2 separate regions of the Homo sapiens genome follow, and region 2 is linked to region 1. A link is a contact called in ENCODE Hi-C data. All regions are on one chromosome and are shown on one strand. The core of a region is the stretch at or near the end of the contact, and the rest is flanking DNA. Distances in the headings are between cores, read along the strand shown. Region 1 overlaps ARID1B (AT-rich interaction domain 1B). Region 2 overlaps ZDHHC14 (zDHHC palmitoyltransferase 14).

Region 1 (2,709 bases), core at 145-2,644:
TAGATGGTATGACATAAAGAATATGCTATGCTGTGATACATAGAACTGATATCATCCAATGCACTGGTAGACTTGGGCCAAGAACCATGTCAATCGAATGCTGATGTTGCTTGTTTATCCTCTGTGGGATGTTCTGAATACTAATCAGAGGTCTGGACTATCTGGAAGTACACACAGGGTTTCTGCATTATTTTTGAAGTACTTTTAACACAGGAAGGAAGATAATAGATCTGAGTTATATTAGGAAAAATTACTCAAAAAATATCAAGAACAAATTGACTTAAAATCTTTTTCAGTGATTAGAAAATTAAAGATATTAATAATTTGAAAGACATCAATCACTGGACATTAAGGAGATGTAGATTGAGAGACCAGGGCAGGAGAATCACTTGAACTCAGGAATTCGAGACCACCCTTGGACAACCTAGCAAAACCTCGTCTCTACTAAAAAGAAAAAAAATTAGCCAAAAGTGAGATTCATTTCTGTAGTCCCAGCTATTCAGGAGGCTGAGGTAGGAGGATCACTTGAGCCCAGGAGATCAAGGCTTCAGCAGTGACTGTGCCACTGTATACACACACACACACACACATATTCCTTTATATATATCTATCCATTTATATATAATGCATGTGTATCTATATCCCTTTATATATATATATAGATAGATATAAATATAGATATATAGATATATATAGAATATGTGTGTGTGTGTATTTATATGGGGTTGCAGAGGGAGAGAAGGAGACACAGACACTGAGCACCATTTTATATATAGAAATATATACACACACACACACGTGTATTGTGTGTTTATGTGTGTATATGTATGTTTAAATAAATACATCTAAATTTTCTAAAAATCTCCCAGTGCGGGTTATATAGCATTTGTCTTCAACCTAGGGAAATTTACATGTTTATTTTTAAAAGTAATTTTGATTTTTTTATTGTAAAAACAGTATGTAGCTATCTTAGAAAATTTTAAAACAGATAAAATAAAAGTGGAAAAGCCACGGTGTCTCCCCCTCATGCAATGATTCTTGGTGCCTGGAGAATGCCCCCAGCCTCCAGGCAGCTCCAGGGATCTGGCCGAGCTGGGTCTCATGGCAAATCTTCCAAACTTTCTACCTGATCATTTTGTTTCCTTCAGTAGCAGGAATAGGGAAAACAACAAATTACTTCCCATTCTGTGGCTCCAGCCATACTCCTGAGAAATCTGAGCCATCAAAGTGCTAATATTTATCACAGCATGTTCTGAGGGCAGGAGCACAGGACTAGAGGAAAGCAGCCTGGGAAGCCAAGGCCGTGTGTCTGAGGAGGCTGTCTTGGAGTTAAATTTTGCTTCCATGTTCTGCATACTTGGCGGCCTTCCAGGACGCCACCTTGAGACACTCGTGAGTGGTGAAGCCAAAAGAAGACAAATACCACTTTTGGGTTTGACTCATTTATTAAAAGCTCTGATACCACATTGCAGACTCTGTAGGGTGGCTGAAAGAAATAACCCGGCCATGAGAAAGGACCATCTGTGCTCAACCACTCCACCTCCAGAAGCACTTTCGGCCCCTGCGTGACCAACAAAGCGAGATCTGAAACCACAAAAGTTTCTCGTTACAGCTATGGCCTCCATTTAAAATCGGAAATGATCACGCTTAACTGTCCTTGAGAGCATTTGTTTAAAGTCAATATTTAACTTAACACTCCACTTATTTTTTCTTACTCTTTCGTTAACTTTCGTTCTTTCATGCATAGAGTCAACATTCATGATATCCTTGTTCTTCCCCATCTTCAGTTACTCCTGAGGCGTGGCGTGTGATGATGTCCCTTAAATCAGGTCTTTTGGCTGAGAGTACGTGGGCTTTGGACACTATTAATATTCTTCTGTATGATGACAGCACTGTTGCTACTTTCAATCTCTCCCAGGTAAGCCAGCATAGTCCAACTAACAACCAAATTAGGATAGGAGAGCATCAGGCCATGCACATTTGTGCTTGAACTAATGCCTGAGTTGATGAGCACTGACCGTCCAACACTGTTAATCACTGCAGTTGTTATCAACCAGCCTTAATCAATGTAGAGTTATCTGGGATAATATTCACTGTAGTCTTTAGTGTGTGTACACACACATACCTCTATTTCTTATGAGAGAACAGTGACTGTGTGTGTATGTGTATATGGGATAGATGACAGTAGTAACATTAAATTGTTCAGAATGAATATTAGCTGGCCAATGGGAAGAAATCAAAATGTAACATTAAGTTGTGACTGGAGTCAGCATTGGAAACACAGTTGGTTGCAATGGGACATAACCCTGCTTTCCAGGAGGACTTGACATCTTCTTTTCATTAAAAAGATATTCAAGATTTAGAAATTTTATATTCTATACATTTATAGAATGTATAAATATATATAGAAGGAGAGAGAGCAGTTTAATGAACCCCCATGTACCTGTCAGTCAGCTAAAATAGTTATGAACTCATGGCTAAACTTACTTCTTAGTCTATGCTCTCTCATTTCTGCCTCTCTCCAGGTTATTTTGAAGCAGTCATGTAAAAGCCTACTACTTTTAATGAGCTTAAACCCCTCCTTTGTTCAGAGGTAGGCTTCAGGTAGCTTCCAGCATAATAGCTAGAAGAGAGGAGCACTGAAGTTTGGGGAAAATGCCCGAGTCCACTGGGCTATAGACTTTTAAAGAAATATTTAGAAATAAAAAA
Region 2 (2,700 bases), core at 141-2,640, 370 kb after region 1:
ACCATTTTTTTGTTAGCTTTATTTCTAGAGTTTTGTGGTTATATTTTTCTGTTTCAAAGGAGACATTGTCTTCTTTGTAGTTTCCAACTGTTTGTGTCATTAAATATATAAAAATACTTTTAAAGCTTGTATATATATTGGTTTATATTTGTTAACCTTAATGAAGATTTTTATTCATTTTATCCAATCTGTGTTGATTAGAGGCAAAAAAGAAAAGAGCTTAGGACCATAATAGATGGGCATTTTTATTCTTTAAAGTATAGTGTACTTATAAATAGCATCCCCTGCTTCTGTACTGGTAATCCTAATTCTCTTTTCTTCAATGCTAAAGATAAAATCTTGCACCAGTCCGGTGTAGAATGAGTGATAAACCAGCCCTTGCATTCAGGTCTTTTGCTAATGCTCTCAATATTAATGCCACTCAAACTTCAATAAAAGCCTGTCTGATTTTCCTGGTGATAATGGTGAAGCCTGGCCCTGCCATAGCGTGGTATCCAGTGTCCACTTTTTACCTTTGTTCTTGTCTACTTGTCTTACAATAATGCAAACACTGACAACCCAAATTGATCTCTATCACTGTACAATATTTACCCATTTCTGACAATGCAGAAATTATGTACCACAAAGTGGAAACACACAAATATTTCTAGCTTTGGCTTTCAGTGGAAGAACTGATCTTCACTTACGCAGCACAGCGGTTTTGTGTATATACTCAGAGAACTTTGACACAATTTGAGGGAAATTAAAACTTTGCAAGGACAAAGCCACTTTCTTTTCCTTTCAAGGGCAAGGCTTTGGCATCCATGTGGAAAAAAATAGTATGGAAAATATAAGGTAGTCATTAATTTTCATTTTGTTATGAGCATGTATTGGATTAACTCAGTTAAACTAAAAAGGTCGCAGCTACTAAACACTTTCTTTTTATTGTTTTTAATTGTACTAATTAGTGATATATATATGTATATACATACACACACACACACACATATATATATACACACACACACACATATATATACACACACACACACATATATATATATATACACACACACATACATCTATATTGCCCTTCTGAGTCTGGGCAGCCCCTGAAAAAAGAGCTTTTGATAGCTGTGAACATCATAGCATCTGACAGTTCAAGGTCTTTGCATGAATTACAATGTCCCTGAACTGCAGGAACTGAGATTGTCATGGTTTAAAAATGGAGAAGCTGAAGTCTGTTTTCTCCACCAGATCAAAGAATCATACTCTTTACTGGGGCCATTCTATGTTTCCATTTTCTGGAACTTATATTTTCAAAACAATTTGTAGGAATATTTGTGTTTCTATTCATGGAATCATTTTTGAACATTGATGTTTGCCACTCCGCATTCACGTTAAAGTTCAAGCAAATAGCCACTTCAACTTCATGAGAGCATGCCTATGTGCACGAGAGCATTCCTTGAATGAAACGTACTTTATTAGGGTCTTTCTCACCTAAAATCAGCATGCACTCTAGACCACAGCTATTGTCTGTCATGATGTTTTTCAAACTGTGCCTCCTGGAGCCCAGGCAAGGGACAGACATGTTGGGTGTCCCCATAAACCAGAGCTGCTTCACTCTCATCTGTTTTGTATACTGAGGTTCTTTGTAAAAGTTTCTTTGAACGGAAACTCACGATGCTATAAATAACAACAAAAACAAACAGTTTAAACACCTGGCCTGGCTGTTTTACTGGGCAGACCTTCCATAATTAACTAGATAATATCAGCTCTTTGGGTGACGGGAGCATCTTCGTAAGTGGCTTGCATCTTTCTCTTTTGTCTGTGTTTTTAGCCAGCTGCTTAGATTCCCCAGCTAATGGTACTGAAATGCAGCCTTGGGGTTCAGCTGTTACTTGTATGGTGTACAAACCTGTCTCTCTCAGCTGTACACAGGGAGCTGTTATAAAAATGCATATTCTTAGCCCCTCCTGCAGATAAGAATCTTCAGGAATGAGGAATCTGTATTTTTTTTTTTTTTTTTTTTTGAGCCTGCTAGGTAAGTAAACCTTTCGTGAATGGTGCTTGGGGCGGGGACTTCACCAAGCTTAGCTAACTAGTTGGCTGACTTGCTGTTAATTTTGTCCTGCCTGCTAATAAGTGTGTGCACCTACGGCAAGGCTCCTCAGATTTTCACGTGCATCCAAATCCAAATTCAGGGTGGGAGGGTGTGTGGGGAATCTTTGAAAATGCAGATTCTGGCTCAGCAGGGTCGGGGCTGGGAGGAGACGCTGAGATGATTCATTTCTAATAAGCTTCCTGGTGATGCCAATACTGCCAGTCCATGGCCCACACTTTGAGTAGCAAGACCCTAGGGCAGGGCCTCTCAGCCTCAGCACTCTTGATATCTGGGGCTGGAACGTTCTTTGTTGGGAGGGGCTGTCCTGCACATTGTAGGACATTTAGCAACACCCCTGGCCACCACCCACTAGGTCCCACTTGTGACACTCCCTCCCACTCATGACAACTACAAACATCTCTAGATGGTTTCAGATTTCCCCCGGGAGGCAAATCGCCCTGGTTGAGAACCACTGCCCTAGATGATCCCGATCATCAGCCAAGTTTAAGATCTGCCATGAGTATGATTTGTCTGCACACTTAAATTATTAAAAAATACAGATTCTGGGTTTATCTGGCCTCCCTAGAGTACAAGCCACAATAAGAAAGAGGACTAAC

What was found. A loop is a pair of places that touch in the nucleus more often than their neighbours do. Pooled maps may share reads with other maps.
Region 2: a pooled map shows a loop between it and region 1 (4-fold over the local background). The contact joins two enhancer-like sites. A Hi-C loop is called at or near these places in 6 of 37 single-sample maps with no recorded cell type and 4 of 50 pooled maps.

The regions. Positions count from the first base shown.
Region 1 is chr6:157,202,079-157,204,787 of GRCh38, forward strand. ARID1B (AT-rich interaction domain 1B) reads left to right here. Exons shown (of 20, transcript NM_001374828.1): 19 at 1,788-1,918. Among named protein-coding and RNA genes, the nearest start is that of TMEM242, 120 kb to the right of the region's middle. Within about 2 kb of position 1,395, at least 2 of the 41 ENCODE cell types and tissues checked have a DNase peak (open chromatin) inside an H3K27ac peak, as active enhancers do.
Region 2 is chr6:157,569,786-157,572,485 of GRCh38, forward strand. The region is part of intron 2 of ZDHHC14 (zDHHC palmitoyltransferase 14); the gene reads left to right. Among named protein-coding and RNA genes, the nearest start is that of MIR3692, 42 kb to the left of the region's middle. Within about 2 kb of position 1,391, at least 3 of the 41 ENCODE cell types and tissues checked have a DNase peak (open chromatin) inside an H3K27ac peak, as active enhancers do.